Linked DNA regions of Homo sapiens: region 1 is linked to region 2. Evidence: chromatin contacts called from ENCODE Hi-C or POLR2A ChIA-PET data. All regions are on one chromosome and are shown on one strand. The core of a region is the stretch at or near the end of the contact, and the rest is flanking DNA. Distances in the headings are between cores, read along the strand shown. Region 1 has its middle 35 kb from the start of SPTSSA. Region 2 overlaps LOC102724945 (a long non-coding RNA gene).

Region 1 (6,670 bases), core at 1,222-3,721, 370 kb before region 2:
CATCAAGTCTTTATTTTATTTATTCCTTTAATCCTTTATTTATTTATTTACTTACCTATTTTTGAGACACAGTTTCCCTCTGTTGCCCAGGCTGGAGTGCAGTGGCGCGATCTTGGCTCACTGCAACCTCTGCCTCCTAGGTTCAAGCGATTCTCTAGCAACAGCCTCCCAACTAGCTGGGATTACAGGCATCCACCACCATTCCTGGGTAATTTATGTATTTTTAGTGGAGACAGGGCTTCACCATATTGGCCAGGCTGATCTTGAACTCTTGACCTCAAGTGATCCTCCAGCCTCGGCCTCCCAGTTGGGATTACAGGCGTGAGCCACCACACCCAGCCTCTTCTTCCTTTAAAATGTTCCAAGGCTGGGCGCGGTAGCTCACACCTGTAATCCCAGCACTTTGGGGGGCCAAGGCAGGCAGATCACCTGATGTCAGGAATTCAAGACCAGCCTGGCCAGCATGGCGGAACCCTGTCTCTACTAAAAATACAAAAATTAGGCCAGACGCAGTGGCTCATGCCTGTAATCCCAGCACTTTGGGAGGCCGAGGTGGGCGGATCACCTGTGGTCAGGAGTTCAAGACCAGCCTGCTGCACTTCACTCCAGCCTGGGCGACAGAGTCAGACTCTAGCTCAAAAAAAAAAAGAAAAAAAAATTAGTCAGGCGTGGTGGCAGGCGCCTCTAATCCCACCTACTCAGGAGGCTGAGGCAGGAGAATCACTTGAACCCGGGAGGCGGAGGTTGCATTGAGCTGAGATCACGCCACTGCACTCCAGCCTGGGCAACAAGAGCAAAACTCCATCTCAAAAAATAATAAAAATAGAATAAAATATAATGTTCCATACTCATCTACTTTTTCATCTAGTCAAACACGGTGTCCAGGTTATGTTCATCCCTTGTGGACCATCACAACCATCTTCCAACTGGTTTTCTTGCTCCTAACCTCCCCTCCATTCACAGCTTCATCTATTCATCATGAATTGAGTTCCTCCTGTGTGCCAGGTGCAATTTACAGATCAGTGACAGGGGCTCTGCTCTCAATGAGTTGAGATGAACAGGGAAAACAGGTAAACCAACAACCCCAATATTGTGGTTGGCGTGTGCCATGGCACAAATATAACAGCAGGTGCCACCAGAGTATAGAAGAGAAGGATTAGGGACAGCTTTCAAGAAGAGAGAATGTTTGAGCCAAGTCTTACAGGATTAGTATGAATTGGCCAGGAATTCAGCCCTGTGAGGCTAACTTTCTTTGACCAAACTCTGAGAATTTTTTTTCTCTGAATGCAAATTTTCCGTGTATATATTTTCAAGACAGAGTCTTGCTCTGTTGAGCAGGCTGGAGTGCAGTGGTGCAGTCATGGCTCACTGCAGCCTCTACCTCCCAGGCTCAAGCAATCCTCCCTCTCAGCTTCCCAAGTAGCTGGGACTATAGGTGTGCCCACCATGCCTTGCTAATTAAAAAACAATTTTTTTTTTTTTTTTAGAGACAAGGGTTCACTATGTTGCCCAGGCTGGTCTCAAATTCCTGGGCTCAAGCAATCCTCCCACCTGGGCTTCCCAAACTGCTGGGATTACAGGTGTGAGGCACCATGCCTGGTCCCATATCTTACTTTTCTTTTAAAGCAGACTTTAAGGCTCTTAAAATGCTATTTTCACATTTTAATAATCATAATTCAAGGACAGAATTAAGTTTTAAGCTAACAAATGACTATATTTATTAAGAAACTGAATCTCAGGCATAAATTTGCTAAATGTTTTTCCCTGCAACACCTGTATAGTCATATCCCAAATACTATACTAAACAGATTGTTATGTAGCCTTTTTGAGACCAGCAGGGTTCTCATAGATTGCGATGCAGTCCTAGCCCATTCAGGCACAGACTTGGAATCTGAGAAAGTCAGGTTTATTAACCCGTTGCAATGAGGTAGACTGTACACCAGAGGACCAAAGGACAGTTTTTTGTTTGTTTTTCTGTGTGTGTGTTTTATTTTATTTATTTATTTTTTTTTGAGAGGGAGTTTTGCTCTTGTCCAGGCTAGAGTGCAGTGGCATGATCTGGGCTCACTCCAATCTCCGCTTCCCAGGTTCAAATGATTCTCCTGCCTCAGCCTCCCAGTAGCTGGGATAACAGACGCCTGCCACCACGCCTTGCTAATTTTTGTATTTTTAGTAGAGACGGGTCCAGGCTGGTCTAGAACTCCCGACCTCAAGTGATCCGCCTGCCTCAGCCTCCCAAAGTGCTGGGATTACAGGCATGAGCCACCACGCCTGCCCTCAAAGGACAGTTTATGTAGGATTTGGGGGAAGGGTGGAGATAAACTTTCAATGAAGCAGTGTTTTGACAACTCAAAGCAAAACAGGGCTTGTGTAAAAAAATCAATGTCAGGCCTGAACTGCAAAATGCCCTTAGAGTGCTGTTTCCTTGGAAACTGCAAAGTTTAGATGAGGAATGCTGTGTACACAGATCCCCATTCGGAAGCCTTAGACTTGGGTTGTCAATTAAGGCTGCTTCTCTGTATTAAGGTGACTTAGAGTCACCTGGCCAAGAGTGGAATATTTCATTCTTACTGATAGAATTTCATACAGCAAAGTTTCTGATACTCTGTGATTTCAAAGAACAAAGGATTTCAGTAAGAGAGCAGTGGTCATTCAAAGAAGACAATACTTTACAGCTGTAATGTGTCATTGGGAGAGACGCTTTCTTCTTAATTTTGTAGATGCCTTTATGTGTGTCTGTTATCCTAATCTGGGCAGCACAGAGTTTTAACTTTCTCAGTCCTACCAATTTTTCATCAGTGCTCATGTTACAATAAAGCAGGATCTGTAGATGAAACCAAAGCTGCCTGAGTGAAGCCTGTGGCTGGTTGGCCTCTGTTGCTGGCATGGGCTGCTTGCCTTGCAGGGGTAATGGAATTGTGCGTAATGCTTACGTATCTGGGCTGTGAGCTTCTTGCGACCCGGGCCTTTGAAAGATTCCATTTGTTCTACCAGTTCCCGGAACACACTGTTGAGACAACTCAGAGATGAGTCATCGGGGTTGCTCCCAAGTTTTTACTGATCTGCAACTCTCAACGGATCCAAGATGGGGGTAGTGAGCGCCACCTGTCTCCTGACCAACTTGTCCTCACAATCCCAAGGGCTGTAAAGGCGCTAATGACTCTGGTTGTTGCTTGATTAGCAAATAATCATTTGCATATGTGTCAAAATCGGCTAACTTGAGCCTTCACGCAGAGCCTTAAGCCACGCTGTGAGCTACTTGCAGAATCTCTGGCCCCGCCTTCAAAAGCAAGGCCTCTCCTTTAGTGATGGAGGAAGCACTAATGCTTCCTCTTTGCACAAGCTCTGATGGGAAAATGTGATAATGCTCTTCCAGAACATCCTTAAATAAAATGCAAACAGGTAAGCAATAGTCATGAATTTCTCAACATTAGCACTTACAGAATCCAAAAGAAGTAATCTCATGTTTAAATGAATTCTTAACATCTTAGACCACCTTGGTGTGTAATTCCTCTGTGCTGACGTAGAAGTAGCTAACATTAATGACTTTAAAGGCTCCCAAACGAAGTGGCTTTTCCTGTCCCCTGTTCTTGTGTTTTTGTTTGTTTGTTTTGTTTTTGAGACAGTTTCCCTCTGTTGTCCAGGCTGGAGTGCAGTCACCTGATCTTGGCTCACTGCACCATCCGCCTCCCAGGTTCAAGTGATTCTCCTGCCTCAGCCTCCTGAGTAGCTGGGGTTACAGGTGCGTGCCATCACACAGGCTAATTTTTGTATTATTAGTAGAGACGGGTTTTCTCCATGTTGGCCAGGCTGGTCTCCAACTCCTGGCCTCAAGTGATCGGCCTGCCTTGGCCTCCTACTGCTGATTACAGGCGTGAGCCAACGCGCTAGGCTCTGTTCCTGGGTCTGTAAATTGCCAAACAGGTGGGAGTTCCCCAGGGTTCCCATGCATGTGCAGAAATGCCAGGTTTTGCAGGGCTTTAGGGACTAGGGCCAGAGTAATCTTTCTTCTTTTACTGAGTAACCTGCTTTATAAAGTAACTTCGGCTTTTTTTTTTTTTGAGATGGAGTTTCACTTATTGTCGCCCAGGCTGAAGTGCAATGGCATGATCTCAGCTCACTGCAACCTCTGCCTCCCAGGTTCAAGAGATTCTCCTGCCTCAGCCTCCCAAGTAGCTGAGATTACAGGCATTAGCCACCACACCTGGCTAATTTTTGTATTTTTAGAAGAGATGGGGTTTCGCCATGTTGGCCAGGCTGGTCTTGAACTCCTGACCTCAGGTGATCTGCCCGCCTCGGCCTCCCAAGGCACTGGGATTACAGGCATGAGTCACCGTGCCTGGCCAACTTTGGCTTTTAAGTGTTTAGCTTTTGGTTCAGAATTACTTTATTGAATAAAATATAGTGGTCCCTGCTTATTAGTCCCTGCTTCCCCCTTTTCTTCTTTTTTACCTAATAAAACCCTGCTTTACTCATCCTTCAGACCATCTACGAGCCTCAGTTGTCTTGGCCATGGGATGGACAAGGACCCCATCTTTAGCTGAACTAAGGAAAAGTTCTGCAACACAAGGCTGCCAAGATGGCTTTCCTTTTTTTTTTTTTTTTTTTTTTTTGAGATGAAGTCTCGCTTTGTCGCCCAGGCTGGAGTACACTGGTGTGATCTCAGCTCACTGCAACTTCCGCCTCCTGGGTTCCAGCGATTCTCCTGTCTCAGCCTCCCAAGTAACTGGAATTACAGGTGTGCATTACCACGCCTGGCTAATTTTTGTATTTTTAGTAGAGACGGGGTTTTGCCACATTGGCCAGGCTGGTCTGGAACACCTGACCACAGGTGACCCACCCTCCTCAGCCTCCCAAAGTGCTGGGATTACAGGCATGAGCCACTGCACCGGGCAAGACAGCTTTCCTCTATATGACATGTGATAAATAATTCCTAGGGAGGATCACAGTCTGTCAAAATATATCATGTGCCTTCGTAGAGATTCCCAGAGAGCATTACACGGATGACACAGACTTGCGTGAAATGTGCCTTCCCCAGTGTGTTTTGTTTTTGTTTTTTTGAGACGGGGTCTTGTTTTGTTGCCCAGGCTGGGGAGCAATGGTACAGTCAGAGCTCACTGCCACCTCAAATTCCCTGGCTCACGGAATCCTCTTGCTTCAGCCTCCTGGGTAGCTGGGACTACAGACGTGTACCACCACACCTGGCTAATTTTTTTTTTTTTTTTTTGTACATACTGTGTTTCGTCATGTTGCCCAGGCTAGTCTCAAACTCCTGGGCTCAAGCAATCTTCCTGCTTTGGCTTCCCAAAGTGCTGAGATTACAGGCATTAGCCACAGTGCCTGGCTCCACTGTGTTTTGAATATGTGAAAGTTGTCAGAATCAAAATGGAGCTGCTAATATTGACTGGGTGCAGTGGCTCATGCCTGTAATCCTAGCACTTTGGGAGGCCAAGGCGGGCGGATCACTTGAGGTCAGGAGTTTGAGACTAGCCTGACCAGTATGGTGAAACCCTGTCTCTACTAAAAATACAAAAAAAAAAAAAAGAAAAAAATTAGCTGGGCGTGTTGGTGGGCACCTATAATCCCAGCAACGCAGGAGGCTGAAGCAGGAGAATCACTTGAACCCGGAAGGCAGAGGTTGCAGTGAGCTGAGATCGTGCCACTGCACTACAGCCTGGATGACAGAGTGAGACCCTGTCTCAAAAACAAAACAAAACAAAAAACAAAAAAAAAAAATGGACTCACTAATATTAAAACAAAAACAAAACCTCTGACAAACAGAGCTGGGGAAGGCCAGGAAGAGAAATTCTCATGTTCCTACGCCTAATAACAAAATCTATCACAGAAGACTGCAAAAGTCCGGGCGCGGTGGCTCACACCTGTAATCCCAACACTTTGGGAGACTGAGGCGGGTGGATCACAAGGTCAGGAATTCAAGACCAGCCTGGCCAAGATGGTGAAAGCTCATCTCTACTAAAAATAAAAAAATTAGCCGGGTGCAGTGGCAGGCAGCTGTAATCCCAGCTACTCCGGAGGCTGAGGCAGGAGAATTGCTTGAACTCAGGGGGTGGAGGTTGCAGTGAGCCAAGATCACGCCACTGCACTCCAGCCTGGGTGTCAGAGTGAGACTCCGTCTCAAAAAAAAAAAAAAAAAAAAAAAGACTGCAAAAACCACAATGTTGCACAAAGGCCATCACAACCTTACACACAAAATACTTCTGCAAGGACATCTGCCCAGCAACTGCCTGTTCAACCTTGAAGTGGTATCACCCTTGTTATTGGTCTTTGTAGGCAAGGATAATTATCTTAAAACAATTATGTAATCCTCACTTTTTCCTTTAACAGCCTTTGTGTTCTTTTGCTTCCCTCGATCCACACATAGATTACTATGGTATGTGTATTCCTACACTATTCCATGTGTGTCCAATCTTTTAGCTTCCCTAGACCACATTTGAAGAATATTTGTCTTGGGGCCACACTTTTTTTTTTTTTGAGACGCAGTCTCGCTGTGCTCTGTCGCCCAGGCTGGAGTGCAGTGGCGTGATCTTGGCTCACTGCAAGCTCCACCTCCCAGGTTCACGCCATTCTCCTGCCTCAGCCTCCCGAGTAGCTGGGACTACAGGCGCCTGCCACCACGCCCGGCTAATTTTTTGTATTTTTAGTAGAGACG
Region 2 (6,605 bases), core at 2,037-4,536:
AATATCGGTGGGCAGATGTTGGATAACAACAAAAATGGATGTCCGGAAATGCAGAGTAAAGCTGTTGCTCAAAAATAAAAACAATATCCACCCTTGTAAGGAGTGTATGTGCTCTTTCTGCCTTTTCTTGGTTCTGATTTTTTTCTTCCTTTCCCTTTAATTACCCTTATTGTATTGCATTCCTTGAATGGCAGGTAATGTGAGATTTGGAAAGGATAAATGACTTGCTTGATGTCTCTGAGCTAGTAAGTAGTACAGCCAGGTTTTGAATGTATATCTTTTCACTTTAATTTCAGTTGTCTTGTCTTTCCCTCTGTATTGATGCAATACAAAGTGGAGAGTGACAAATATCAAGAAAGTTACAAGAAAACTGCTCTACTTGATCTAAAGAGGAGTATTTCTTCAGGTTTGAAGACATTTGTTGGTCTAAGTAATTAACAATAAATATGTTTTCTTTGCTAAAGGGAGAGTGCATCCACTCTCTTTTGTAAACCAGCTAACCCACCAGCAGGGAATGTCCTATCATTACCAGGAAGGTGCCATGAATAAGAAGAGTGGTTTCTTCAGTATTTTTTTCCCTGGTGAGTTCTGAGGATCTTAGGTCTATGTTCAGGCTATTCCTCTCTTTTGAAAAGACCTATCCTATCATCCAAATGCATCAGAATTTAATTTTCTTGCCTTTATAAAAAGTGTTTTCTGGGGGAAACTACATTTTTTTTTATAAAAAATTTGGATAATACAAAAATAAAATATAATGAAAACAAAAGTACACTCAGAACTCCACTGTTATATTTTACATGTATGTGTACATATTTTCTTTTTTGAAAATTGAGATTATATGATATCCTTCTTTTACATGACATAATTTTGTGAGCTCATGACACATGAAACTTTTGATACTTGGATTCTTAATAACTATTTACTTTGCACTTATTTGGGCTCACAACTGTGCATCAAAACCCCTTCCTGTCCTCCAGGAACTACCTTCTCCACTTTTAGTCTATGTAGGGAGGAGGAAGGGCAAGAAGCCAGGAATCAAGAAATCAAGAGAGCAACCCTGCGAACCATGACTTCAAAGTGATGATTCTTGTCCTACGTTAAAGATACCAAGGAGTCCAAAACACTTCTTTCTCTATTTTTTGAAGAGTATGAACATGTGACTTAGTTTTTGCATGGAACCATATCTAAAGCAACACAGTTCTGCAGAGTACAGCTAATTTTTTTTTAAAGAATTCATTATTTACAACAGTCTCTTCATTAAACAGGATCCAATTCCTAAGCCACATGGGCAGATCTCACTTGTCTCCTCTTTTCCGTCCTCCAGCCTCTGGAAGCCACAGTGAACCATCTAGGTCACTTATCAACCCACAGCTCCCTGCTTTCTTTTCCCTTCCCTCCTCTGTTATTTCTTTTATTGTTTGGGCCACTTCGCGTCTTTTCTAGAAAGTAAGAATACTTCCTCTTTAGGAGGGGTAGGAAGAGTTAAATTGTGGACATTTAGCATTCTCCTCAAATAGCAGGGGGAGAGAGATGCTGTGGACACTTACCCCATCATCTTTTATAGCCCTTTTCCGTGTCTTGCATCTCTGTTCCCCTGAAGTGACCGGCACTGGCACGACCACCTGGAAGGACCTGGGGGAAATTCTTCCTGAATAGAAGTGACCCTGAGAAACCAGGCAGCAAGGCTGATTCTGGGCCATGGCCCCAGGCTACGCATGGGCCAGCTTGGGCTGGGAGGACAACAGCAGCGGTTGTTCCTGAGTTGCCCTCCATGCCTTTTCACATCACCCCACCATCCACCCCAGGGGTAGCCTCCAAAAAGGGACTGAGATCACATTCCCCTGCCAAAGCACGGAAGCTCTGTCCTCTTGGGTAACAGGCCCCAGGACTGTGGACTGGCAGGAGATGGGTGTGGGATTAAGGAGAATGAGGTTGGTCTCTGAGTTTACATCCTAGATCTCTTTGCAGGGTTCTGCTTTCCTTGAGAGTTAGAAAAGAGCCAGAGCATATATGTGAGAAGCAAAATGGCTGGAAAGCTGTGGGCCTTGAGTATTTATTTATTCATCCCAGATTCTTTCAATATACATTCACAAGAGGGTGAGGGTGATACCTAGGTGTTCAGGCTCTAGAGTCGAGCAGACCTAAATTTGAAGCCTGTTTCCGCCACCGATGAACTAGGCAAGCAACTTTACCCCTTTAGACCCCAGCTTTTTTATGGGTAAACTTGGGCAACCTCCTCAGCAGATTATTATGAGGATTAAGAGAAAATTGAAAAGTGCATGTGGAGCATTAGTTCAGTGCCCGCTACATTGGTCTTGACGGGTGGCTGGTATTACTGTTCTTGAAAACGTCCTCCAAGAAGGCTGTGACGGAAACAAGGCTAAGTCAGATACAGATCCTGCCCAAGGTAGCTTATGATGGGCAATCCTAACACCAGAAATGATGGGAGCCAGGAGAGAAGATTAGGACGAAAGGGGCATGAAACAAACAGAATCAAAGGTTCAAAAAAGGATCGGCAGAAAGGATTGTTTAACATGGTGGGGCTGAAAGTGAAAGCTGAATTGAACAGAATATAACAGTGGGGTCTGACAGAGCCTGGGCATAGTGTCTAAAGGTGGGAAAGAGGAGCAACAGGATACATTAAAAGCACAGTAGGTGAGCAGACTCGTCACCGGGTTGACAAGAGTGAGAAGGTAAGCAAAGGAGAAAGCAGACTGGGATCGATAAATAAGCAACAAACGTAGTGATAAAGACGACCCTACCAGTCCAGACACTAAGAGGCAGCCTGTCACAGAGGCTGGAATTGGGCTTGCAGTTTAAGATCACAAAAAGAAAAATGTATGCAGATGTTTGCAGATTTTTCTGATGCTTTGATCGTTTTCCTATCACAACACTCAGAAATCCATCCTGGATTTATCCTCAGGAAAGACATCTGAGAGCCCCTCTCACGCCTTGTCACTGCCTTGGAAGATTTCATAGTCAAGTTCTCAGAGATGGGATAAGTGGTTAAGAGAGTGATCAGCACAAGTTGCTGAGTTCTGGAGACCCTGATTGGAGCAGATGCCGGCTGCGTGAACTATGTCTAGACATGGAAATTGTGCTCTTAATCTCTCAATCCTGCTTTCTCTACATTCTCTGACAACGCGCCTGTTTCTGTAAACATTCTCACCACGGGAGTGGAGCTGGAAACACATGTGCAATCAGCAGCCACAGCAGCTACAAAGGGGGTTATGAAATCCGCGCAAAAATAGCCTGCTTGCCCCATAGGCATGCAAAGCAGCCAACTAGCCAGGGAGAACGTGTCAGGCGGCAGATTTCGCTCAGTGTTTCAAGAGGCTTCCAGTGACCTGTCATACTTAGGGGCAAAGGAGCTTAGTGCTGGACAGAAACACCCGGAGGGGCTCTGGGCCTGCGGACAGAGCCTCCTGTGCAGCTGTGAGCGACAAGACCTCCTCCCAGGGAGGCAGTACAACTTCCAAGAGATGCCAGCCTCCTGTCCTACCTGCCCCGCAACTCCTCAGCCCTGGTTTAAACTTTTACTTGAGCCGGGCACGGTGGCTCATACCTGTAATCCCAGCACTTTGGGAGGCCAAGGCGGGAGGATCACTTGAGGCCAGGAGTTTGAGACTGGCCTGGGCAACATGCTGAGACCTCGTCTCTACCAAAAAATACAAAAATTAGCCAGGTATGGTGGCACAGGCCTGTAGTCCTAGCTGCTCAGGAGGCTGAGGCGGGAGGATTGCTTGAGCCCAGGAGTTCCAGACTGAACCCTGGATGACAGAGAGTGAGGCCTTGTTTCTGAAAAAACTTCTATTTGAGTTAAAACTTTGAGGTCACGTAATGTTACTGGAGGCAAGAATCTAAAAAGCCTGGCTCCTGCCCTTGGAACTTAATGCATCAGCTGGCTGGCCCTTTGCAGGGTTGGGATGGTGCATCTCTATAGAGTGAGGGAGTGGGAGGGAAAAGCACTTTGGCTGGGATGCTGGGCGCAGGGCTGGCAGATATGTGTTCACCATCTGCAAGGTGAAGGGGTGAGAAATGAGACTTGCTGTGAACAGGGGGGTGCACTGGGTGTCTTCTTTCACCTCCAGCTCCTCCTGCTGCATGACGTTTAGCCCAGTCACTTTGGGCCTCTTGCTTCAGCTTCACTACTGAGTGGGAAGGTGCTCTCTCCCCTGTATTTCACTCCTAAAGAAAGAGGAAAGGATCACCAGTCAGGTGACTGGCCATCACCTCGTCACGTGTCCTTGAAGTTGGAATCTCAGTCAACTCAGAGAAATGATTACATTACTGAGTGCCGTCGCAGAGGTCCTGGGGATATTTTTGTCAATAGAGCCCTTTGTGACTGAAGAGACAGGGTGGGTCATCTACATTCTGTTGGGGAAGACCATGGGGCTAGAAGTCAGCAGATCCAGGCTCTGAGCCAGCTCTGTCGGGTTACTTTCTGTGTTACTGAATGTCTCTGCTTTCCTCAGTTGAACAAAGCAAAGATCTGTAGCCCAAGAAAGGCCACTGGGCAATTGTAATGGCTAGGCTAGGGCAACAGAATGTGCTGAGGGCAGCGTGGAAATGGTGGCCAAGGCACTAAAGACCAGCTTTCTCTTTCATGGGAGCCTGAAATGAACCCTCTGCCACCTCCCTTCCCCACCCATAGATTCCTTTCCCATTTACAGGCAGCTAGGTTGGCCTTGGCCTGGACTGGGTTTCTGTTTTGTCAAACTAACAGGTTTCTGCTGGGAGGAGGGCACTGGCGGAAGTAGCATAACTTATCTTTGGTTTAGGGGTGGAACTTCGGTTGTTTCTCCAGGCACGTCATGTCTTGGCTTGGACCATCCCTTGCTAAAGCACTGTGCTTCACATCCTTTTACGGGAAGTACACGACCTTCCATCTCCCCGCAGGTGTGGGCTGGACCCACAGGACCCAGGCAAAGCCTTTTAGGTGGGTATCCTATTCAGAGGGCCAGCCAGGGACCCCATTGGCCTATTCCTCATAGTCCACACCTGTTTCCAAGGGGCCTCTTTGAACTCAATGACTTTCACTCTTTCTTTTGGAGTCATTTTAGGACAAAGGGAAATGAAATCCTGGTCCTTCAGTGACTTGAGCCATATCTTAAAATTGGGGTTGGGAGGGAACAGAATGGCTCCCCCAAGTCCTGCTCTGGGAGTCAGTTGTTGCCTAGGCTGGGACTCTGAGCTAGTACCCATCATACACAGCATTCCGATTTCTCCCTGTAGCATCCTGAATCTGTATATGCTTTGGGAGCCTGGGGTGGGGAGAGGCCAACCCCTGTCCCTCCATCACACTGTACTTCAGAGAAACCTGTGGAAGATAAAACTACCATTGTGGCTCCTTCCAAGGAGCTTTGGTAAAAAGGAAAGGTATCTGTTTCTGTAGGGATAACACTGAAGTGGAGTGTTGGAAACTCATGTTTCCAGAAAGCTTGAAGGTTTTGACCACCCCAGATGCTTTCTTCATGTTTCACACCAGGCAGCTTGGGCGTGGAGAGCTGCCTCCACCAACTTGGCTGAGAAGCCCTGGCAGCTGCTCAGGCTGAAAATAGTAGGTGCTTCGCATTTTCATCGCAGCCTGAGCAGGGCCTCACGTACACACACCTTGGCACGCAAATGTGGGCGCAGAGATTGTTCCAGGCATCGGGGCCGTGTTCACACATGGCTGTGAGGTGAAGCTGGAAATAGGCTCTGGTAGCCAAGGAAGCAAAGGAGCTGAGGGCCTCTACCATGTGGGGCTGCCATCTCCTTCCTGCAAGCAGCACGGAAAAGGACCTGCCTGAGCCTCAGTGGCCAAGTGTCTTCACCCCTGTAGCCCAGGACAGGCTTTAGAAAAAATGAAAAACAGGTTCATGATGGTTATTTTATGCAAAACCTTTGGAATTCTTCCTTTATCTCCAAATACAAATATTTAAAGTGTTTAAATCACTACAAGAAAATAAAAATCTAAAAGCAATCTGTTAAATAGACTGGGGATGTTGGTAGGGAAAGCAATAGGATCTCCTCTCTGCTCTTGGTGCTTGGGGCACCTCTCTCTTGCTTTTCTCTCACTTCTTGGCTGCCATTTCCCAGGGCCCTGTCCTGGGCTCATCCTGGCATTGATCAATGGCTCTGAAAACATAGGACAACGTAGCTTCAGATATTTAAAGCAGGTATAAGATGTGCCGGAGAGTATCTACAGCATCCATCTCTCTCTCTCTCTCTTTCTCTCTCTCTCTCTCTATCTCCATCCATCCATCTACCCATCCACCTCTTCCTCCCTGTATACTTTCCTTGAGAAAATAGACTCTATTAGAAAGTTGATTTCGTGCAATGCTCTAAGACAGTTATTTTTTATTTATTTTCATTTTCCCCATCATGTTCCTCAGCCAGGAGTTTCAGTGAGCTAGTCGAAAGTGCACCAGCCTTGATGAGAGATGGGCTTAGCTTTGAATCCAGGCATGCTATATGTAGCTGCAGAGTGTTGGATAATTCACCTAAATTCTCTGAACTTTGTAAACTGAGAGTAACTACTTTGCAAGCCTTCTGTGAGGTCCCAGGGGGACAGTGTGTACAAAGCACCAGGAACATATTAGCACCCAGTGAGAGGTGACTGC

The links. Hi-C counts contacts between places; a loop is a spot of excess contacts on that map. ChIA-PET counts read pairs that join two places held with the same protein, here RNA polymerase II (POLR2A). Pooled maps may share reads with other maps.
Region 1: a map of gastrocnemius medialis shows a loop between it and region 2 (6-fold over the local background). The contact joins two enhancer-like sites. A Hi-C loop is called at or near these places in 1 of 168 maps with a recorded cell type or tissue (gastrocnemius medialis) and 1 of 50 pooled maps. POLR2A ChIA-PET finds 5 or more read pairs at or near these places in 1 of 52 experiments (WTC11).

What each region holds. Positions count from the first base shown.
Region 1 is chr14:34,493,437-34,500,106 of GRCh38, reverse strand. No RefSeq gene overlaps it. Among named protein-coding and RNA genes, the nearest start is that of SPTSSA, 35 kb to the right of the region's middle. RefSeq lists a silencer at 1,039-1,138 and enhancers at 2,372-3,571, 2,942-3,630, 3,631-4,320. Within about 2 kb of position 2,471, at least 26 of the 41 ENCODE cell types and tissues checked have a DNase peak (open chromatin) inside an H3K27ac peak, as active enhancers do; they include gastrocnemius medialis, where a contact is called at or near this core.
Region 2 is chr14:34,127,837-34,134,441 of GRCh38, reverse strand. All of the region lies in intron 2 of LOC102724945 (a long non-coding RNA gene), which reads left to right. Among named protein-coding and RNA genes, the nearest start is that of EGLN3-AS1, 91 kb to the right of the region's middle. Within about 2 kb of position 3,286, at least 6 of the 41 ENCODE cell types and tissues checked have a DNase peak (open chromatin) inside an H3K27ac peak, as active enhancers do; they include gastrocnemius medialis, where a contact is called at or near this core.